Regions from separate parts of the Mus musculus genome. Here region 2 is linked to region 1. Evidence: chromatin loops called from intact Hi-C (ENCODE). Cell type or tissue: gastrocnemius. All regions are shown on one strand. Links, peaks and the distances in the headings refer to the core of each region. The heading gives the core; the rest is flanking DNA. Region 1 overlaps Tmod2 (tropomodulin 2). Region 2 overlaps Tmod3 (tropomodulin 3).

Region 1 (12,267 bases), core at 1,762-9,761:
CTGGTTGTCTCCATCCTTTTCCAAAGCCTCTTGCTGGGTCATGGGTCTAAGCCTCTTGCTGGGTCATGGGTCTAAGCCTCTTGCTGGGTCATGGGTCTAAGCCTCTTGCTGGGTCATGGGTCTTACTCTCCATACTCAGTGAGTAAGTACAGCTCTATGTCCTGCCAGTGTCTCTTCCTTGTCTAAGGTCTGGCCCACTGTTCCAAAACCTCAAACAAGGGACTCAAGCTTGTTGTTGCCTGACTGTCAAGTGGACTTGCCCAGTCCCAGATGTCCCTTTGCAGTGCCACTCCAGGTAGCTGAGATGTCTCCAGACCAAGCCTTCTCATTCTGTCCCATCGTTCTACACTGTGACTAACCTCCTTTTCACTGTGATGTGCCCCATCTCATCTTAACAGAAGAAACAGTATGGATCCTCAACAAAGTGTAACAGCACAGGAAGGTAAAGAGTGGCCTGGCTGAAAATCTCTGTGAGACTTTAATCTGTGTCATGTAGCTCTGTCAGTACAGTTGACACAAAGTACAGAAGTATTCATGTCCCCACAGTTAAGCCTGAGTATTGAAGAAAGCATCATCAGAACCCAACCATAAGGAACCAGAGATTGCTATGCCCTTGTCTAACAGAGAGAGTATCATCGATGTGGAAGGAGGAGAGGGGAGGCCAAGGCATGGAAATCAAGCAGAGCTAAGCTTGATTAGAGCTCTCCTAAAAACACTGCATTGAAGCCTTGAAGATCAGAGGGTTGCCATGACTACCTAGTAGTGCCACCGAGCCCAGTGGTGTGGTATCTGAGACACTGCCTCTGAAGTGGGAAGATGAATTGTCCTACTTGTCACCAGCACAGATCACATCTGCCTTACCCAGGTCATTATTTTTTGTGATGGCAGCTGCCACTCTTGTCCGTGGCCCTTGCTTGGTAAACTGGTACCCAAACTTGAGGATCCTTGAGTTCTCCTCCAGCATCTGGGCGATCTCCATCTCCACAGCTGTTCCCAACTGCTGCCTCTGGTTGTGGGCGCGTACACATATACATGGGATAAACAGGAAGGGAAAGAAAAAAGTTACTTACAGGGGAAAACTACATGGCTACGTCCCAAAAGAGAGAGAGAGGGGGGGAGGGAGGGAGGGAGGGAGGGAGGGAGAGAGAGACAGAGAGAGACAGAGGCAGACAGAGACACAGAGAGAGTGCATATGTTCTATGGGCCAGAAACTGTTAGGAAAGCCAGGAGATCCCATCAAATCCACAGAGAGCTTTGAGCTTTGGCCCACTCCCTATGGGGACTCCCCTAAGATAGAAGCCAGCTTTGCTCCACCCATCTGTACCTGGTTGTCAATCTTGATCTCCGTCAAGGTGTCATTCTCCCGCAGCGCTTCCACCAGGGCCAGGATTCCAGTGCCAGTGATAAAATTGGACTCTACGTTTAGACTTTTCAAGGTCTTGTTGACTTTCAGCATCTCTGCAAAGGCCTTAGTGTACGAAAACAGTCATCAGGGTTTCTAAACGTGAACATCTCTCTCCCAAATGAAAGAAATAGATTGCTGGATAGCATTTAAAGGAAACATTTATTAAGTCATATTTTTATTTCTAAGTAAAATTAAAATCTTGAACTATAAAAACTAAAATAGTGCCAGGCAGTGGTAGCACATGCCTATAATCTCAGCACTCAGGAGACAAAGGCAGGCAGATCTCTGAGTAGTCCACCCTGGTCTACAGAGTGAGTTCCAGGACAGCCAGGGCTACACAGAGAAACCCTACCTCAAACAAAACAAAACAAAACAAAACAAAACAAAACAAAACCAACCAACCAACCAAAGACCCCAAAACAAAACAAAAACAATCAACCAAACCAAACCAAACATAAAATTAAAATAGCTTAGTAGAAGCTGGAGAGAGAGAATGACTGACTCTCAGCAGCTATGAGTGACTGACTCTCAGCAGTTATGAGTGACTGACTCTCAGCAGTTATGAGTGACTGACTCTCAGCAGTTTTGAGTGCTGGCTGCTCTCCTGGAGGACCTGGGTTTAATTCCCAGCATCCACGTGGTGTATGTGGCTGTATGTTTTTTCTTTTTAAAAATTTTTTTAATGTGTGTATTTTTTGCCTACATATATATCTGTGCACCATGTGTGTGACTGAGCCAGCAGCCACCAGAAAAAGGTGTGGGATCATCTGGAACTGGAGTTATAGACAGTTGTGAGCACTATGTAGTTGCTGGGAACAAAAACTCAGGAAGAACGGTCAGTTCTCTTAAACATTGAGCTCTCTCTCTAGCCCCTCTCTCTCTTTCTGTGTGTGTGTGTGTGTGTGTGTGTGTGTGTGTGTGTGTGTGTGTGAGAGAGAGAGAGAGAGAGAGAGAGAGAGAGAGAGAGAGAGAACAAGAGAGAGAGAAGACAGACTCTGAGGTGTCCCAGGTTGTCCTTGAACTTGCTGTGTCACTGAGGCTGGCCATAAAGTGTTGATCTTCCTGTTTGTACTCCTCAAGAGTTGAGACTAGGTAGTCCCTAAAAGAACACATTTTAATAATGGTTTAAAGGTGTCTCAGTATGAACACATTTTTAAAATATTCATATAATTGAGGCTGGACGGATGGTCCAGTGGTTCAGAGCACTTGCTGTTCAATCAGGAAAACAAGTGTCCAGACCTCAGCATCGAGAGGCTCACAGACAAGTCTAGCTCCACGGGATCTAACACCCTCTTCTGGCCTCCACGAGCACCCCACACTTATTATACATACACTCACTTAGAACCATACACCTAGATGCACACACATATATAGATAACATTTACACACACACACACACACACACACACACACACACACACACACACACACACAGAGTATATTTTGGCTCTGCCCAGATGAACATGAACAGGCTCTTTAAGGTACTGAGGCCTGGCCCTTTTGCTCCTCAAGTGCATGAATAGTTGAGATTGGCAGCCACTTTAATTAAAGTCATAAAGACAATAAGTGGGAGAATGAAAAACAAATTGCTAATACTGATTGCTTCTAGGGAGTAGCCCTAAACGATCTTAATTTATCTTCATGGCAGTTAAGACAGGAAGAAGGAAGAGAAGGAATTCCACAGGAGACAGGCAGGTTTCTCAACCTCTGCATGGCTAAGATCTGGGCCTGGTGACTTCTTTGCCGTGGGTGTCCTATGAGCAGCCTCTCAGAATTCTGAGACCTTACAAATACCAGTAGCATACGTCCTCATCATAGCTCCAAACACCTCCAGCCACTGCCAGGGAGCCCTGGGAGGAAAAGCACTCCTGAGCTGAGAGTCACTGGGACAGAATGGACATCCTGTGTGTTGACAGGTGTTAGAGCCGAACGCACAGGGACATAGGCTGATGGAATGGCACACGATGCAACTCAAGGTACATTTATTCAATAGTTGTTCTTCATTGCTGTCTGTTAGTTTTGAGGCAAAGATTCTCTGTGTAGCCCTGGCTATGCTGGAACTATCTGTAGACTAGGCTGGCCTTGAACTCAGATATTCCCCTGCCTCTGTTTCCCAAGTGATGGGATTAGAGACATAGGCCACCATGCTCCGTTTAACACTTGATCTTAAAATTAAATGCACCCATGTTAATCAGAGCATGGGATGGGAGTGCAGCAAGCCTTTCCTCATTGGACACACCAAGCTTTGGCCTTAACTTTCCGTCCCAGAATAAAGAAACTTCAGAGCAATTAGTTCTTTATAAAAACTTGCACAACCTCCTGGCAGGCAGGCAAGATCGTGCCGCTTTATCTTAAACTTCAGAAAAGAAAACACTTTTTCTCAAATGGGACGAAATGGAGCCCATGCAGCCAAACACAACTTGGAGTTATTCACTCTGGTTCACTTCGGTTCAGCAAATATCTGAGCATCTATTCCATGTGCTGGGATAGTAGTGTCAGAAAAACACAGAGGTGGTTCCCTCCATGCTATAGAAATGATTAGAGTAGAAATACATGTCTCAAGATTTGCTTTCTGCACTCTATGGGATTATATAAAACTGTAATTTCCTGGGGCTAGAAAGATGGCTCAGCAGTTCAGAGTACATGCTGATATTGGAGAAGAGCCAAGTTCAACTCCCAGCACCCACCTCAGGCGGCTCACAACCACCTGCAACTCCAGCTCCAGGAGTCCACATACCCTCTTCTGGGCTTCAAGGATGCTGAACTAACTCTCTCTCTCTCTCTCTCTCTCTCTCTCTCTCTCTCTCTCTCTCACACACACACACACACACTTAATTAAAAATTAAAATAATTCTTTTAAATCTAATAAACAGAACCCAACATACATGGTAGTCACAAGAAATGTAGCTACTAAGCCTTAGTAAACCAGCTAGTGGGTTGGAGAGATGGTTCAGTGGTTAAGAGCACTGACTGCTCTTCTAGAGGTCCTGAGTTCAATTCCCAGCAACCACATGGTGGCTCCCAACCATCTGTAATGAAATCCGATGCCCTCTTCTGGTGTGTCTGAAGACAGAGACAGTGTACTCATGAACATAAAATAAATAAGTAATTCTTAAAAAAAAAGGAAGAAAACCAGTAGTAGTTTGAACTGATGAGCTATAAATATAAAACACCCCACAGGTTTCAAAGATGGAATATGAATAAAAGAATGTAGAATACCTCATTACAGTTCTAAGTTATATCTACACGCCCAGACATATCTCTATATACTTTTATTTTTTAGACTTTATTTTTATTTTATGCATATGGGTGTTTTGTCTGAAGGTATGTCTGTGCTTCATGTATGTGACCTCATACAAGGATGAGGTGCCAAGGATGCTGGAAGAGAGCATTAGATTCCCTGGAGCCTGAGTTATAAGCAACTGCGAGTTGTCTGAAGTGGATACTTTGTATCATCTCAGGTCCTCTGGAAAAGCTGCAAGCACTCTTAACCGCTAAGCCTTCTCTCCAGCCCAAGACTGTTACTTTAAATCGAACCACTGTGTCAGGACCTTTGTTTTTCTAGTTTGATTTGAGAGCCAGCGGCTGGTGTTGTAAACTCTCAGGTTGATTCCCGGAGACCCTATCAACAACAGCAGGGCTGTGTGTGTAAATTTAGTGTAATGGAACTAGAACGACCTGGTGGTGATTCTTGGCTCTGTCATTACTTGCCACGCCTGGGATAATCTAACCTCTTACGTTATTGCAGGAACTAACAACAGCACGTATTTGGAGCACTAAGGGATGACTGGGTGAGGTAAGCTTTCAAAGCTTAGCGCTCAGAACTGTAGTCACCGAGTCCCTAGAAGAGTGGCTTAAAATAAGCAAAGCAGACAAGAGGAAGCGGTGATGGCTACGGTGGGGACAGTATTTACTTAGGCTAAGTAGCTTTCTTGTTTGGCTAGATTACCCCAAATGCATAAAAGGACAAAGGTTTGGTTATTACTTTTATTTCCATACTCGCATTAACTGAATGTCAAATGGAATGTTTCACTATTTTTGGTTGTTTACAGTATGCTTGGCTTATTAATGCACATACAGATTAAGACAAAACACACTCTGACGTTTTTATATGTGCCAAGTTCAAGCAAGTTTGGGGGAGGCATCATAATATCTAATGACGGTTACAGAAAGTTACTGTAGGAGGGAAAGTTGCAGAATCGTTTTTCTCAACACAGAACAAACTCTAAATATTTATTTAGTTAAATGCCAAGACGCCTGTCTTGTTTGGAAAGCACAGCGCTGTCAAGAATCCACTTAAACCAATGCGTCTGTAGTGTAGGTTCTTAGCCTGTGCCTCAGGACCGTAAATTTGTTAGATTAAGTTGACCAGATCTAAGACTTTCAATTGATAAAATAAATTATCGAGGAATGGTGATTTCATGCCTGAAATTTTAGCACTAGGCAAGCTGAGGCAAGAGGATTACTGGGAATTCAAGATTAGTCCAAGATCCATGGTGGGTTCAAAATGCAGGCTACACAGCAAGACTCCTATCTCAAAACAACAGAAAGCTAATCTTAAACAATAAGAAAAAAAAACTAAAAATAAAGAGTTGCCAGGGAATTAAATGACGTCATATTGTGTTTCAAGTCTCACTTACAAGGGCCACAGGGTCATTGCTGCGGGTTGCAGCCAGGCTGAACTTCTTCACATGGGTGTTGGTCTCCAGAGACTTTGCAAATTCCTTCAGGGTTGGAATTGGAATGTTCTAAGCACAGAAAACAGGGTTAGTTAGAAACCATTCACACTGCGCTCCCACTCACCCTCAGTTGTTTTCAGTTTTGATTGGACCCAAGGTCTCAATGTCCTAAGCATGCGCTCTGCTACTGAGCTCCACCATCAGCAAGCCCCCTGCAACTTTTGACTATAACCTGTATTTAGATGGCTGATTACACATCTTTAAAAAAAATTTTTTTTAAGTCCATGTGTGATAACTAAGCTATTCTGAGAGAACAGCGCCTCCTAGTGCCCAATAAGGGAATGTAACTCAAAAGATTTTCCTTTTCCCCCCTTCTGCCCTATATCCTAGGGCAGGCTAACAATCATCGTCTCTCACACACATACCCTTCAGATATGCTTTTCTCCTTGGTCTGAAAACACCTGTTGTCGTCTTCTCCACCTCTGAAGAGCCGCCTGAATGATTTCCTCTTTGGTTTATGAGTTCTCCTAGGCAGCTTCACATTTTTCCTTTCCTACAATTCCATCACCACTCGGGGCTAACCACCTATGCTGCCAACATGTGGTCAGTGTTTGTCTCTTACTATAACATCCTCAGTGAACACTGGATGGATCTTAACTGGGTCTCCTGGAACCCAGGCCGGCTTCAATCTGGCCTCAATTTCACCAGGTTGTCAAAGCTCTCCTGAACTCACGGTGATTCCCTGCTTCCACCTCTACAAAGCGAGGTCTCTTGCACACAGCCACATGGAAGTGCCATGCTGGGAGCGGATCCTTTGGACTCAAGGTATGAGCTAATACATGTGTTTGTATTCTTTTCTTTTTATGTTTAGATTTGTTAATTGTATTTTATGAGTGTCTTCCATGCTTGGGTATATATGTGGGCTCTTTCTTACAAATCACATACACAAATCACCTGTCACTGTAGATGTAAGCAGCAAGCAGCAAAGGACAGCACTGGGCATGAGCCTGGCTGCATGATGGCTAAGCTGATCGACCACAGCAACTAAATCTCAACTCTCACTGACGAGCAAGTGAGATCATGAAATTCCAGTAGCCAATGACGTAACACATAATGCACATTCTATAAACATAATATAATCGGGGCTGGAGAGATGGCTCATCAGTGAACAGTACTTTGCTACTCTTGCAGAGGACCTGAATTCAGTTCCTAGCATCCAAGCTGATTAGCTCACAACTGCCTGTAATTCCAGCTCCAGGATCCACTATCGTCCTTGACCTCCCCAGGCAACTTCACTCATGCGCATGTACTCACATAGGACACCTATACACATAGTTAGAAACAGGAGGGATCAGGTCGGGGTGAGGGATGGAGAGAAAGAGTAAGGGGAGAGATAACTGGAACTGGGGGCAATGTGGAAATTGGAAACAGTGGAAACTGTTACAGTGGAAACTTCCTAGAACCTATGAGGGTGACTGTGATGGCTTGTATATGCTTGGCTCAGGGAGTGGCACTATTAGACCGTGTGGCCCTGTTGGAGTAGGTGTGGCCTTGTTGGAGAGGGTGTGGCCTTGCTGGAGTAGGTGTGTCACTGGGAATGGGCTTTAAGACCCTCATCTTAGCTGCCTGGAAGTCAGTATTCTGTTAGCAGCCTTCAGGTGAAGATGTAGAATTCTCAGCTCCTCCTGCACCATGCCTGCCTGGATGCTGCAATGCTCCCCCCTTGATGATAATGGACTGAACCTCTGAACCTGTAAGCCAGCCCCAACTAAATGTGTTTTTCTAAGAGTTGCCTTGGTCATGGTGTCTGTTCACAGCAGTAAACCCCTAACTAAGATAGTGACCCTAGCAAGGACTCACAGTAATGGAGGATACAGAGCCTGAACCAGCCATCTGTAACTAGGCAAGGCTTGCAGTGGTGAGACTGGGACACCAATTCAGCCACAAACCTTTGACCTGTTATAACCTGTCCTGCCTGAAAGATGTGCTGGGGCAATGGTGGCTCAGAGCTTGTGGGAGTGGCCAACTAATGGCTGGTCTAACTTGAGGCCCACACCAGGCGAGGGAGCCGTGCCCAAAACTGCCTAGATAGCCACAAACTGGAAGCTGGATGGCCCAGATCTAGGGTAGAACCAAACATGACTGGCAAGAAAAAAAAAAAAAACAAGCCAGTGAAATGATTTCTAATGATATTCTGTTGTACTCACAGATCACAGCCCAACCTTTATCAGAGAGACAAGAGGCTTTCTCTGGCAGCTGATGGGGGCAGATGCAGAGACAGGGACCCACAGCCAAACATTAAGCAGAGCTTGGGAGACCCCACAGAGGAAAGACTGTAGGAGCCACGGCACCAGGAGAACACGGCCTACAGAATCAACTAAGCAGGGCTGCATGAGAATCTGCGTCAGGCCCTCTGCATATATGCTGTGGTTGTTTAGCTTGAGATTTTTGTGAGATTCCTAACAGTTGGGGGGGGGGTGTCTCTCTGGCTCTTTTTGCCTGCTTGCTGGACCCTTTCCCTCCTCCTGGGTTGCCTCATCCAGCCTTGACATGAGCACTGTGCCTCGTTTTGGTGTGCATCTTGTTATGTCGGGTTCACTTGATAACCCTGGAGGAGCACTCTTTTCTGAAGGGAAATGGAGAGGCAGTAGAGCTGGGAGGGGCAAAGGGAAGGGAGCCTGCAGTCAGGATGTACTGTTCCAGAGAAGAATAAATAAAAAGAAAGAAGAAACAACTCATTAGAGATAGTATTAAATGCTAGGGATGTGCTCAATAGGAACCAACAAAACAAACCTATACCTAATCTTTAGGAGGTAGAGGCTGGAGGATGGAGAGTTTGAAATCAGCCCTGTTGACATATTGAGTCTGAAGAGTTTAAAAGCCAATCTTGGCAACACAGTGAAACCTTGTCTCAAATTAGCCAACCAAGTCATCAGCCAGCCAACTGAAGAGAATGAATAAAGGGGGCCCCAGGCAATCCATATGTGCTCACGCTCCTCTTGTCTGCTTCTCTTCCTTCAACAGCTCCATGTCAGAAGGTGGTCCATGAGCAAAGCTGTGCAAGATTTGTGAGACCCTGGGAGAAAGCTCCAAGTAAACAAGACAAGAGTCTTGCAATCTCTGGTCCTTCATAGCATGGATTGTTCTTTCAATGTGTTTTCGTGCCTCTTCCAGGTGTACTGGTTAGGGGTGAGTCTAATTCACATTATTCATTACGACTGGCTATTGTTATTTATGTGGTAGGCTTCTATGGAAACAAATGTGTCTTGCCACATGCTTCTTGTCCTTGTGACTTTATACTTCACTCAGGTGACTCTTCTTAACCCTCAGAGTATAAACTGTTGGATGCTCCGAATAAAGTTGCCTACTGTGTGAGACTTCAGTCTACCTTATTTTAGGCTCCCACTGCTAACTAGAGTGGCAACAGCAAGACTTATCATTAAAAAGAACAAAGTGGGAATGACAGTCTTGACTTCAGACACCAGGTCATGGGAAATACTGTGTGTGTTGTTGAGGGGCACATGTAGTATGGGTACCCTGAGAGGCCAGAAGTGTTGGATCCCCTGGATCTGGATCTGGTTGTGAGGTACTTGATATGGGTGCAGGGAACTGAACTTGGGTACTTTGCAAGAAAAGCAATTACTTCTAACCACTGAACCTTTGCCTTCTTGACTGTTTTCACTCTGGGGTCACTATCTTTGGGAAAAGCCAGATATAGTTGTGTGAGAACACTCAAACAGCCCTGAAGAGTGACCCATGTGGTGGGAAAGTGAGGTCTCTTGCCCACAGATGCATGGGGCTGCCATCTTTGGATACCTTAGCCTTGATTGGCAGTTTCTCACTTGAGAGCCTGTGCCAACTACCCTTCTAAGTTACTCTGACATTCTGACACTTGAAACTGTGTGAGGGGGCTGGGGATACAGCTAGGAGGTAGAGTGCTGTAACACACACACACACACACACACAGAAGGAAAGTTGATGTGGTTATTCACCATCAGGTATAATTCGATTTGTTTGGCCTGAGTTCTATGAATTGTTTCAAAAAGTTCTAGAAATCACGCTTCTTATAGACCCATTTCTTTTGACTGGATTAGTCTGTCTGAAATCAGTGACTTGAAAGGACCACAGGCCACTGTAAAAGCAGTCAGTCAGTGATGTCCAGCTCTGGAAGGGACAAACCTTAATGTTGTTGAGGTTGACCTCCTGCAGGCTGGGGTCGTTGGCCTTCATCTGCTGCAGGCTTGCCTCCACATTTGTGGGGTTCGGTGGCTCCTCAAATACTGGCTTGGCCTTTTCACCTTTCACGACATCTAAAACACAAGTTTTAGTTTATAAAAGAAAGTGCAAGAGGTCTTCTATCAAATTAGAGACAGCTTCCCCGGAAAGTATCATTCTTTCATGTAGAGTCCAACACTGGTTCCAATATGAACCACAGTGAGTTTATTCGCACTGAGCAGTGGTGCCGCTCTGAGTCAGTCTGGAAGGCAGATGCTTTTCAGCCACTATGAGGCATCTCATCCACTGGCAGTTACTGTTGTACCAGTTGGACTTTCCCACACTATCAGCACCAAACCATAGGCTCTGTGATGCAAAGATGGCCACCACGATGAGCCTCTTCATTTTCCAAATCCTTTTAAAAAATGTTGTGTGATGCTAAGACTTGAACCCAGGCCCTGCTCAAAGCATTTGTTCTAGTACTGATCTATGCTTCTCTCCCCAGTTCCCCAAAATCAATACCGCTCTGGCTTCCTGATCGTGGCCCTCCTCCAATTTCCATTTTGCATCTCTAGCTTTGATAAAGGTATGGAAAGACCAAGGAATGGAAAAGAAGAATGAAAGGCACCTTAGAAACAATTACTGGGGGGCTGGAACATGGCTCAGCAGTTAAGAACACTTGCTATATTTTGTAGAGACCCTCGTGGTATCTTAACAAACATTAGTAAGTCCAGTTCCAGGGATCTGAAACTCTCTTCTGGTTTCCTTGGGCACTGGATATGCACGTGGTAAACATATATACATGTGAAAAAAACTCCATTTCCATACATATACATAAATAAACAAGTAAATAAATACATAACTTAAGCTAGATATAGCAGTATATGCCTGCACTACCAGGATCTAGGAGACCGAGCCAGGAGGATCATGAGTTTGAGGCCAACCTGGGCTACACAATGAATTCCAGGCCTGTCTCAAAACAAACAAAACCCAAATAGCAACAATAAAACTACACACACTAACTTACCAGAAAATATATGGAGTGCATGCAACATACAAAGGATTAATATTCTAATGTACAGAGAGCCCTTACACATCAGCAATACACTTAAAATCTCAGCACTCAAGAAGCTGAGAGAGGAGGATTCTGGGAGACAGGAGTTTGAGGCCATCCTAAGCTAAGTAGCAAGCCCTTTTCTTAACAACTAACCATGTAAATAGGAAGCTACAGAGATGGAGTAGTATCTCTGAAGTCTCCATGAGAATAATAAATGGTTTATCCAGAAGCCAGGATCTGTGTCCACTGAGATCTCACAGTGCAAACAAAGACCAACTGATTACTCTGAATAAGTTCCTTTGGAAAAGATCTTTCTACATATACCCAGAACATTCCTGACATCCAGGAGGTATTTAGCGAATGCTTGATGAAGCCTCATTGCAGGAGGCTGCAGCCTGTCCATGCCATGCTTTCTGGGGGAACTAGGTAAGCAGAGTCCAATGACCAGCGTCCATAATCAAGACAAAAAAGACACTGGGGTACAAAAGAGAATGGAGCCAAGCTTCCCTCATTGATAAAATATCCTTTGGAACAGAAAACTTTATTTGCATTTTGAGCTGACTGTGCAAACTTATCAGGAATACTTTTTTTTTCCCCACTAGAAGACGTGCCACGAATGTGTGTTCTGTAGCTCTGCGTGCCCTGAGTAACCACACTAGGTGAAGCCGATACTAGGCACTGAGCCTGGTGGAACATGCACCAGGCCGGCTCTGGCACTTCCCATGCTCCCAGAGCCCTCGTCAACTTACTCCTCACAGGCCCCTTGCGACCTTCGCCGTTGGTCGTCTCTTCATCAAACTTCGGATTGTTGAGCAAATTGTGGACTCCGAGGACAGCTGAAAGACACCACAGGTAACAATAACCAGCAGGAAGTTTTGAAGTATTAGGATGGCTGCAAATAGTAGAACAAT
Region 2 (12,267 bases), core at 2,932-10,931, 59 kb before region 1:
AGCACATCACAGAACGGTGTGTCTGCAATCAGATTGTGCATCCCAAGAATAGCTGCAGAGACAGAAGAGCGTTAGATTTCCACTTCTACCTGCTCAAAACCTCTTTGTTTTTACATGGGGCCTTGCTGTGTCTCAGGCAGGCCTCTAACTCCTGGGCCAAAGCCTTCCAGGTAGCTGTGACTATAGGTGAGCACAGCACCCAGTTTGCCAACAAAAACTTTAAGTATTTTAACATTCTTCAGACACTTCCCTACTAAACTGAAAATGGACACTACATCCCCAAACAGGAGGAAGGAATGAGGTAGTGGTCAGAAATCACCGACAACCTCTCATCTAGTCTCACCAATCCTTTGTTATTTCCTAGCATCTTTTAAGTTAGACTACAGGGTGAGTGAGGCAGGCTGGCCTTAAAGGAAAACCTGCGCTTAGCTCCACCTGGTGGCTAAGAGAGGAAAGTGAAAAGATGCTCTTACTGTTCACTGTCTAGGGTTGCAGGAACATAACACTATATATACAAAGACAGAGCAGAAGGCCGGGCATGATGGCACATGTGACTACGGTAAGTGCTGTTAAGTTCTTTCATTTAGAATAAAGCGGCATTGGCAGAAGCATTCAAATTCTTTGATATGCTCTCTGATGAGGCTTCTATTTACAAAGCCCCCCAGTGCTCTGCTCCGTAAGGAGTACACCACCTTCTGGAGTTGTGACAACACACGCTCTCTGCCGCCTTCCAAGGTTCTTCCCAGGAACCTCCACTCTACTTTCAAACACGCCATTGGGCTATGGGGTATGAGGGCCTTCCTACACGTCACATATTCACCCAGGAAAACGGGTATTTGCATAGTAAGTGGGGAGAGTGGCCTGGATAAGAAACTGGCCACGGGGATACAGAAGTCTGCAGTGTTCCTTGTCATTCAGCGGAGTTGGGGAAGTGACTACAGATCCTGGTTTCTATTTACTCTCCATAAAGCAGGGCAGAAGGTGACCCCGAAGGCTGTTCCTAGTGCTTAGTCTGCACAGGCTCACAGCTGATGGAAGAGCTTTTGTTGTTGCTAGAAAGACTAAAACACAGCAACATAGGAATGTCATCAAGTAAGACATTTTACCACTATAAAATTTCACCATAGAGTATGTAAAAGAATCCAACTGTTAGATTTATTGTACAGAGCAGGCTTTTGTCTAATGCATGGAGATGGGCCCTGTATTGCCTGCCCCATGCCATTCTCATTCAAACCCCTCCTCCCCAGCACCCCCGCCTTGGGAGATACCTGCAAGGTCGCACAGCTCTGTGTCTGAAGCACTTGTCAAAGCTTCTTCTAACTCTGGGTCGAGGGATATAGTTTCTTCTGTAAGAGTCTGCGCTGGCTTCTGTTTGGGGATAAAAATTTTCCCTGAAAAACAAAAGCATTTGTTACTTATCACTGCTGTCACTAAATCAGTGCCATCTTTGCCCCCTCACACAGGTAAGGCACGTGCAACTGAAATAGACAAGCAGGTCAAAACCAACACCTAACTGGGCAATGGTGACTCATGCCTTTAATCCCAGCACTTGGGAGGCAGAGGCAGGCGGATTTCTGAGTTCGAGGCCAGCCTGGTCTACAAAGTGAGTTCCAGGACAGCCAGGGCTACAAAGAGAAACCCTGTCTAGAAAAAACAAAACAAAACAAAACAAAACAACAACAACAACAAAAACCAACATCTACAGCAATATATTGGCTACACACGCTAGAAAGCAAGAATAACTGAAAAAGCTTCCCATCTCTGAAAATAAAAATGGCTACTTTTGTTTTCAGTTCTGAGATAGAATTTCACTCTGTGGCTCAGGCTGGCCTTGGACCCATAATCCTTTCATTTCAGCCTCCTGAGTGCACAATGCCCAGTTCTTTTGTGGAGAAATTATGAGTTATTTCACAGATTCTGAATCAATATTTAAATGAAGCTGGCTGAGTAATCATTAAAGCACCGGGTACTTAAAGCAGAAAGAATGGCAGTGAGCTCCAAACCAGCCACACAGACACACTACACTACACACACACACACACACACACACTACACACACACACACACACACACACCACACATACACACACACCCGAAATCCTAAAATGTATAAAAATGAAAAAGGCATCCAATTTCTTACTACAAACTGTTAATAGTGACTTGAGGAACAGCAGAGACAATTCTAGATACTCAAGTTCTAATTTAATCGCAGGGAAATGTCTCTATATCCCAAGGGGTGTCCTAAAACTCAACAACTGTTCCTCTGAGGCAAGAACACTGGCTGTGAGGACACAGCTGTGAGGGAGGGAGATGCAAGTAGCACAGGAGTTCAAGGTTACCCTGAGCTTATGAGAGCTCTTATCTCAAAAGAAAGAAAAAACCCCTTATCTCACATCTCTGTCTAAACCTTCCCACCTCTTTATATTATGCTTCTATATGCTTTTCCATTAGATTCCTTGGTTATTTTTTATAATTAAAGATTTACTATTATTATTGATTTTTTTTCTTTGTTTGAGAAAGGTCTCTCTTTGTACCTCTGGCTACCCTGGAACTCACCATGTAGACTAGGCTGACCTTCAACGCACAGAGATGCTCTTGCCTCTGCCTCCTGAGTGCTGAGCCACTTTGAGAACATACCAGGAGCTTCCTTCCTGTCAAGGACTCAGGGATTTTGGAGAAGCTGCATACTTTCCCGTGACCCCTGCCCCTGACACATAGTCCTGACTGAAAGTCTCTAGGGAACAGGCAGCTGTTTTCCACCCCCCACACCTGGCTCTTTGTGCCCTGGAGGATAACTTGACCCTTGCTTACCTCATCTGCTTTCCGCTCTATGGCAGGAGGATGGCCTGGGAAAAGTTGTAGCTCTGCTGCCCTTCCCCCAGTCTCTCCCAGCTGACAGCAAGCCTTGGGGAGTTTTTCCTCTCCACTTTCCTTGTACTCAGTGCCCTCCCCAGCACTAAAGACAGACTCTGTCTCTATTGCTATTATATTATTCACTACATTCAATGCCATAGTTGTGGCTATTTGATTAAAAATTCAGCTATATTTCAAGTGCGCAATAGAAACATCTAGTGTGATGTCTGTGTTAACCAGTACAGCAGATACTAGTCAGTTATGGTTTATTCTGTTGTTTCGGTTCTTATAGCTTAGCTGTGAAGTACCTCAAAAGTTCCTGGACAGAAGTCCTGTCTCCCAGGAGATAGGTAATCCAGTCACTATTAGTGACTGGATCATGAGGGCAGTGACCTAATCCCTAGGTGGATCATGATGCCACATGATGGCACTGGAATGTGGGGTTGGGGGTGGGGTAGAATAAGGAGACTAGTTACAAGCAGGTTACTGAGAGGTCTGGGGAGATACACCCCATTTCTGGCCCCTTCCTGGCTGCCATGTGGCAAACACCTCTGGTCCACAACATGCTCTCACTACGGCGTTCTGCTTCAATCTAGGCTGTCTGTACTGACACTTTCAGGGCAGCGAGCAAATATAAACTTGTAAAGGACAGTCTCACTGTATAGCCCTTGCTGGCTTTGATCTCAGATCCTCCTATGTTCCACGTTCAGGGACTAAAGGTGTGTGCTACCACACCAGCCCTCAATTTTTCCTTTAAAAGGAGCAAAGTTGTTTTTCTCAGGTATTTGTTAAAACGACAGAAAAATCAACACAGTGAGAATAACAGTTTTTGTAACCTCCTATATCTGAATTCAAAGCTAGGGATTTCTGATTTTGACAGTGGGTCAGTCCAGGTGACTTTGTATTAATGAGGCATGTTAACTACATACACACCACAGACCGCCAGTTGAAGTTAGCGCTTTAAGTCCTAGCTCTAGCAGTGAGGACGCATTAATGACGTACACACCGCAGAGCATCTAGTAATTAGACAGCAATTCCTCATTACCAACCATAGGATTGTCTGTACTTAAAACATCTTATGCAACCACCCCCCTCCCCTCAGTTTGCCAAGAAAGAGTTTCTTTGTGTAGCCCTGGATGACTCTGAACTCAGATCTAGAGACCTCTCCCTTTATCTACTTTGGGAGTGCTGGGATTAAAGGTGTAAACCATCATCTAACATTTTTTTAAAATAATTTTTATTAGGTATTTTCCTCATTTACATTTCCAATGTTATTCCAAAAGTCCCCCATATCCTCCCTCCCTCTCCCCACTTCCACTTTTTGGCCCTGGCGTTCCCCTGTACTGGGGCATATAAAGTTTGCAAGTCCAATGGGCCTCTCTTTCCAGTGATGGCCGACTAGGCCATCTTTTGATTCATATGCAGCTAGAGTCAAGAGCTCCGGGGTACTGGTTAGTTCATAATGTTGTTCCACCTATAGGGTTGCAGACCCCTTCAGCTCCTTGGGTACTTTCTCTAGCTCCTCCATTGGGGGCCCTGTGATCCATCTAATAGCTGACTGTGAGCATCCACTTCTGTGTTTGTAGGCCCTGGCATAGTCTCACAAGAGACAGCTATATCTGGGTCCTTTCAGCAAAATCTTGCTAGTGTATGCAATGGTATCAGCGTTTGGAAGCTGATTATGGGATGGATCCCCGGATATGGCAGTCTCTAGATGGTACATCCTTTCGTCACAGCTCCAAACTTTGTCTCTGTAACTCCTTCCATGGGTGTTTTGTTCCCAATTCTAAGAAGGGGCAAAGTGTCCACACTTTGGTCTTCGTTCTCTTGAGTTTAATGTGTTTAGCAAATTGTATCTTATATCTTGGGTATCCTAAGTTTCTGGGCTAATATCCACTTATCAGTGAGTACATATTGTGTGAGTTCCTTTGTGATTGGGTTACCTCACTCAGGATGATGCCCTCCAGGTCCATCCATTTGCCTAGGAATTTCATAAATTCATTCTTTTTAATAGCTGAGTAGTACTCCATTGTGTAAATGTACCACATTTTCTGTATCCGTTCCTCTGTTGAGGGACATCTGGGTTCTTTCCAGCTTCTGGCTATTATAAATAAGGCTGCTATGAACATAGTGGAGCACATCATCTAACTTTTAAGAAAACTCTTAGCTCTAACAATATAGTTGCAGGATACAAAAATCAATATAAGAAAACAGTAGTCTACACACACACACACACACACACACACTGAACTCTTTTTTTTTTTTTTTTAAAGATTTATTTATTTATTATATGTAAGTACACTGTAGCTGTCTTCAGACACACCAGAAGAGGGAGTCAGATCTCGTTACAGATGGTTGTGAGCCACCATGTGGTTGCTGGGATTTGAACTCTGGACCTTCGGAAGAGCAGTCAGGTGCTCTTACCCACTGAGCCATCTCACCAGCCCCCACACTGAACTCTTAAGAGAAAGAAAGTAGGACTGGTGAGTCAGTGAGTCAGTAAGACTGACTGCTCTTCCGAAGGTCCTGAGTTCAAATCCCTGCAACCACATGGTGGCTCACAACTACCTGTAATGAGATCTGACGTCCTCTTCTGGCATATCTGAAGAGAGCTACAGTGTACTTATGTATAATAATAAATAAATCTTTTAAAAAAAGAAGAAAAGAAAGTAGAAAAAATATCCCATTCATATTGAGCTTCTTCCTCTGCTAAAAAGACCTCTACAAAGGGCACTTAAGACACTGGAAAAGGAAGTCAATGACAATAATAGAGATCTTCCCTGCTCTTGGATTGGCAGAATTAATTGTGAAAATGACTTTAATACCAAAATTAATCCACAGATTTAACACAATACAGATTTAATCAAAATTTAGATTCTATTTCACAGCTCTAGAGAACCCAAGAACGCATATAGAATCACAAAAGTCCACAGGTAGCCAAAGCAATTCTAAAGAGCAAGAACAAAAGTGGGGGTATTGCCAAACCTCAAACCACACTACAGGAGCTACAGACTTGGAACCGAGTAGAGGACTGGAATACACCGACAAAGCTGTGGGCGTCTAATCTCTGACGAAGGTGGCCAAAAGAGTAGAGGAGGATGCAGCAGAGGAGGACGCAGCAGAGGAGGACGCAGCAGAGGAGGATGCAGCAGAGGAGGATGCAGCAGAGGAGGACGCAGCAGAGGAGGATGCAGCAGAAGAGGATGCAGCAGAGGAGGATGCAGCAGAGGAGGATGCAGCAGAGGAGGATGCAGCAGAGGAGGATGCAGTAGAGGAGGATAGCCTAGTCAATAAGAAGAGCTGGCAAACCTGGGAGTCTACCTGCAGGGGAACACAATTAGATCCAGTACCTTTCATGCTATGTAAGAACCAATTAGAAATGGAATAAATACCTTAATTTAAAACCTCAAACTGCTAGAGAAAAACATAGGAATATGTTTCAAAACACTGGGGGTATGGTATGGAAGAACAGAACTTCAATAGTATAGGAACCAATCTCAAATATCAATAGGTAGGGTTGCATGAAATTAAAAGCTTTCTGCACAGCATTTAAAACTGACCTAATCCACAAATGGGCTAATGAAATAAACAAGCGATTCTCAGAAGAAAAAAATATAAATGAGTGTTTAACAACCTTAGTCATCAGGAAAAGGCAGATTTAGACTATTTTGTGTGCCTCTCTCCCTTGAGATTTTCAAGGCCAGAATCTATGATCTGGTCATCCCTGTCAACCTGCTGAATAGCAACTTGGTGAACAGCTTTTTAGTCCAAATGGCCCCATTTGAAACAGCATAATTCAAAACATGCTGGTTCAAAGATGAGCTAACTAACTAGAAATAATATTATGTATATGGGTGTTTTGCCTGTGCATATAGGTCTATGTACCACATATTACATGCCTGGTGCTCACCGAGGCCAGAAGAGGGCACCAGAGTTATAGATGCTTGTGAGCTGCCATGTGGGTCCTCCGGAAGAGAAACTGGTGCTCTTAACTACTGAGCCATCTCTCAAGCCCTGAATGAGTTTCCAAACTCTTTAAGCCAGTGCTTCTTCCAATAAATTGGTAGCTTAAAAACGTAATTATTTCTGGTAGAAGACTTCACCCTACAACAGCAACAGCATGCCGGGCTCTCTGGTATAACATCTCAAAATTTAGGGGTTCTGGTGATCAATTTTGTTTGTTTTTCCTATTTTTTTAAGTAATAGAGTAGATTACACATATTTTTTACTATTTCTCTTTATTTTATGTGTATGAGTGTCAGACCACACATTTACACATGTATGTTTGGTGCCGACAGATGCCAGAAGAGGGTGCTGGATGCCTGGAACTGGATTTACAATTGGAACTGGATTTATAGTTGTGAGTCACTGTGTATGTTCCCTGCAAACTAAACCCGTGTCCCAGCAGCAAGTGCTCTTGACCCCTGAGCCACCTCTCTAGCCCTTTAAGTAATTTTTCATTATTATTAAGTATTATTAAGTAATTGTGTCCTAAAATCCTTGCTGGGATTACTATTTCAATGAAAATGGTTCACAGGAGGGCTGGGATGCACAGGCCCCAGGCTTGATCTCCAGTATCTAACAGGGTCCAGGGCATGTGTGGTATAGCAGGCATGACTTCCACTGTGCGCGCGCTTGCCAGGCTCAAGCTTGCCTGCCTTCCCTGCTGTTCATAGCTGGTTCTAAGTGGTGAATGCAGAGTAGACTTGGCAACAAGTGCTGAGAAATTCTGATATTTGAGGTGTATCCCAGAAACTCTGGTTTATTAGTTGGTCTGATGTGTATCTGCATCCCAACAGCCAGCAGGCAAGGTTGAGAATAAAACAAAACAAAACAGAACACAACCATGGATCAAATGCCCTGATTTTGCCATTCTATACTGTGCACATATATAAAGAGGTTTGCTGCATATTGTAAATATATATAGTTCCTATTTTTGTCAATTTAAAGAGAAAAAAAAGAAAAGCTGATGTAGCCTTATGTGGGAGGAAGTGGCCTAAGTTCCAGGTCACCCTCAGGTCTAGCATGAACCAAGTCTGAGGCCAGCCTGGGCTTAAAAAATGAAGCTAGAAAAAAAATGAAAAAGAAAGAAAACCAATCAAACTACCAAATAGCTGCCCATGTCTTGGGAGCTGAAGGAATCTAAAGCATTGTAAAAATCTAGGATGTTTATTTTTATAATCCTCACCCACAGTTCTTGAGGTGTTATTCATCTCTAATTTCCCCCACCCACAAACTTCTACTAATGCTTAATAAGTACAAAACAAACCTTAATAGAAAAAAAAAAAGCCAAAAAACTTCCTGAAGACCTATGGAAATTCTAACACAAAATTCTATCTTTATTTTTTGGAATCAAACTCATTTTATTAATTCTTTGATAAATAAAAAGATGTAGTTACACATTTTTAAAGGCACTAAATATAACAACAATCTTCAGAGGGATAATGATTTTTGATGAATTCACATTTCAAGTTTTATATATAACTTAATGTCTTATTTCTAAATAAATTCAGCTTTAAAAATGAGCTGTTGTAATCATACTAGGACTATGAAAAAGTGGCAGCACACACACTGAATGTTATTGTTAAATAGCTCCTGACCTGGACTTGGTATCTGTCTTGGGTTCTTTTTATGATAATCTCTCCATATGTAGAGTGTTAATAATAAAAAGTAATTACTTCACCCTGTTCTTTTCTGATGAGAGACGGAAAGGGAGTGGATCCAGATAGGCGGGGAGGTGGGAAGGAACTGGAGGAGCGGAGGGAGGGAACTGTAATTAGGGTGTGTTATATGAGAAAAGAATCTATTTTTAATAAGAAGGGTGTGGGGCTGGGGCTTTAGCTCAGCAGGCGCCAGCTTGCCTAACACGTGTGAAGTCAGGAGTTGGATTGTCTGTACCAGAAGAAAAGAGAGGCGAGAAACAAAAGAGACAATTCCTATTCAACAATAAAAAAGGAATTACTTCATGTTTTCTTTAGGAGTACCTTAATACAATAATTGAGATTAATTTTATAAGAAGGTATAAACTAGGTAGGATCTAAACTTGCTCTATGAATACAGATTATGTAGGATCTTTCCAAATTTATTTTTTGACTTGAGTTCTTTTCAAAATCCCAAATGTTCGCTTTATATAAAGTGACATGTTAACTGAGAATTCATATGACGTCTAAGTAAGCCAGAGCAGCCTTACAGAAATCTAAGCAGGCCAAGCTACCTGAGAAGGACCAATACCAGGGAACTCACACTTGACCATTTGAAGATTCAGTGCAAACCTAATGTAATTAAGCCAGCATTGCCGTGTTGAAGAAAAAGATATTTAGAGCAATGGAATAGAATCTTAAGTAAACTCTTGCACTTTGGGCAACTGATTCACCTACAAGAACATAAGAACAATTCAATTGAGAAAGGTCAGTAGACAACTAGACAGTCACATGCAAAATGCCATGAAGTTAGATTCCTCCCTTCCAATCACAAGCATGAATCCAAAACAAATCAAAAGCTGAGAGTAATGGCTCATTAATCATCTGCAATCCCAGAACTTGGAAGACTAAGGCAGGAGAATCCCTAGGAGTTTGGGACCAGCCTGGGCTACAGCATATAACTGTCTTAAAAAAACAAAAAAACCAAAAAAAACCAAACAAAGCAACAATACTATATATAATATTCATTGCAGCATATTTATAACTAAAATTCAGAAACAACCCAAATATTAAAGAACAAAATATAATAGAACATGATTCTATTATTAAAAGGAGTAAGGGGAGGGCTGGGAATGTAGGTCTGCTGTAGAGTGCACACGCTTAGTAAGAGAAGGCAGTCATCAGCTTATATAGTATCAGCCCACTGATGGAAGTGTCCAGAGCCAGCGAGGAAATCAGTGATTGCCTATGGCTATGGAGTAGAACAGGGATGTGGTAGACTGATTGATTACAAATGGATACAGGGTTTCTATGGGGCATGATGAAATTGTTCTAAACTAAAGATTGTGGGGTCGTTGTATGATTCTATGAATATGTTCAACGTTATTGAATCATATACCTTACATAGGGAGATTTTTATGGCACAGGAATTTCCTTTTACTCAATCTTTATTAGCAAAAGATGGTTTTTAAAGATTATTTTACACACTACAGAGGTGTGTGTGTGTTGCACTTATGGTAATGTTTATTTGAATACAAGCTCCTTCAAAGGGCATCAGATGCCATGGAGCTGGAAGGATGAGGTATAGGCAGCTATGAGCTGTGTGCTGGATCATTTACAAGAGTAGTAAACACTTAACTGCTGAGCCACTTTTCTAGCCCCAAATAAAGTTTTGTTTTTTTAAATTAAGGGGATTGGGTAGTGAGATTGCTTAGTTGATAAAAGTGCTTTTCTTAGTAATATTTTAAATTCAGTAACTATGAGACACTGGCTAATTTAATGCCTTTCCTTTATACGGGTTACTTTTGGTTTGTGCCCTAATTGCCTCACCGGGTGAGTGAAATGCTAGGCTTTATCAGACAGATATCAGATAGATATAGGGTGGATGTATCATTGTTTATCCCAAGCCATTCATTAGCAAGTGTATTAGTAACATATATACTGTATAATTCACCTTAATTCTTACATGCTTTTTGAAAGTCGTGATAACTTCTCTATTGAAATTTTGACCTCAGATAAGATGACTTGATATACATATAGGTTTTTAAAAAAGATTTATTTATTATTATACATAAGTACACTTTAGCTGTCTTCAGACGCACAAGAAGAGGGCATCAGATCTCATTACAAGTGGTTATGAGCAACCATGTGGTACTGGGAATTAATTAACTCCTGTTCTCTGGAAGAGCAGCCACTAGCTCCTCACATAACTTTCAATAGATGTATTTTTTTTTAAAGCACAATTCCAACAAAACTTCTACTTACTGTACTTGTCAGTAGACATTATATCTGAGTGACTTTAATTTCCTTATTCAACAAAGTCCAGGATTAGAATTTTAAAACTGATTAAAAAAAAAAAAAGACTAGGTCAGGAAAACTGACCTCTGGGGAAGTATGAAATGGTACAGTCCTACCTGCAAATGAAAGACAAGTGACAATGGGAGTTTAAGCCCCGCTGTGGAGCTTCAGACACCACCAAACCCTACATACTGCCCCTGTAAAGACATCTAACTGTGGGCTTTTTGACTTACTCAAGAGTCAAAATGTTCTACAGAGAAGTCTTATTCTCAACAGGATGTAGGAAGCCTCTTTTAGAACAATGGAGACCCCAAGTTTTCTGGAGAGCTGAGGCAACTGCAAGTGAGGTGAAGAGGACTTCAGAAGCCACCCACTGAAGATATCTGGCTAGTCCCCTCTAGGAAGCAAGCCACCCACTGAAGACATCTGGCTAGTCCCCTCTAGGAAGCAAGCCACCCACTGAAGACATCTGGTTAGTCCCTCTAGGAAACAAGCCACCCACTGAAGACATCTGGCTAGTCCCTCTAGGAAGCAAGCCACCCACTGAAGACATCTGGCTAGTCCCCTCTAGGAAGCAAGCCACCCACTGAAGACATCTGGCTAGTCCCCTCTAGGAAGCAAGCCACCCACTGAAGACATCTGGCTAGTCCCCTCTAGGAAGCAAGCCACCCACTGAAGACATCTGGCTAGTCCCCTCTAGGAAGCAAGCCACCCACTGAAGACATCTGGCTAGTCCCCTCTAGGAAGCAAGCCACCCACTGAAGACATCTGGTTAGTCCCCTCTAGGAAGCAAGCCACCCACTGAAGACATCTGGCTAGTCCCTCTAGGAAGCAAGCCACCCACTGAAGACATCTGGCTAGTCACCTGTAGGAAGCAAGCCACCCACTGAAGACAGCTGGCTAGTCCCCTCTAGGAAGCAAGCCACCCACTGAAGACATCTGGCTGGTCCCTCTACGAAGCAAGCCACCCACTGAAGACACTGGCTAGTCCCCTCTAGGAAGCAAGCCACCCACTGAAGACACTGGCTAGTCCCCTCTAGGAAGCAAGCCACCCACTGAAGACATCTGGCTAGTCCCCTCTAGGAAGCAAGCCACCCACTGAAGACACTGGCTAGTCCCCTCTAGGAAGCAAGCCACCCACTGAAGACATCTGGCTAGTCCCCTCTAGGAAGCAAGCCACCCACTGAAGACATCTGGCTAGTCACCTGTAGGAAGCAAGCCACCCACTGAAGACAGCTGGCTAGTCCCCTCTAGGAAGCAAGCCACCCACTGAAGACATCTGGCTAGTCCCCTCTAGGAAGCAAGCCACCCACTGAAGACATCTGGCTAGTCCCCTCTAGGAAGCAAGCCACCCACTGAAGACATCTGACTAGTCCCTCTAGGAAGTAAGCCACCCACTGAAGACATCTGACTAGTCCCCTCTAGGAAGCGCACAAGGTGGCGCACATGGGATTCCTGGGAAGGAAGCCAAGAATAC

What was found. Hi-C counts contacts between places; a loop is a spot of excess contacts. Peaks named below come from ENCODE experiments on the same cell type or tissue, not always from the same donor. Only the 100,000 strongest peaks of a DNase experiment are listed, where the experiment ranks them.
Region 2: a loop joins it to region 1, with 10 times the contacts of the local background. A loop is called at or near these places in 28 of 42 quality-filtered maps.

Annotation. Positions count from the first base shown.
Region 1 is chr9:75,575,785-75,588,051 of GRCm38, forward strand. It overlaps Tmod2 (tropomodulin 2), which reads right to left. Exons shown (of 10, transcript NM_016711.3): 5 at 12,106-12,192; 6 at 10,264-10,394; 7 at 6,046-6,153; 8 at 1,325-1,468; 9 at 862-1,006. Among named protein-coding and RNA genes, the nearest start is that of Tmod3, 22 kb to the left of the region's middle. In gastrocnemius, for the core only: a CTCF peak has its summit at 6,418 (motif pointing left); no DNase peak of the experiment used is centred there; H3K27ac peaks cover 732 bases.
Region 2 is chr9:75,515,205-75,527,471 of GRCm38, forward strand. Tmod3 (tropomodulin 3) reads right to left here. Exons shown (of 10, transcript NM_016963.2): 4 at 1,269-1,391; 5 at 1-52. Among named protein-coding and RNA genes, the nearest start is that of Tmod3, 38 kb to the right of the region's middle. In gastrocnemius, for the core only: a CTCF peak has its summit at 6,762 (motif pointing right); a DNase peak (open chromatin) is centred at 6,782; H3K27ac peaks cover 2,996 bases.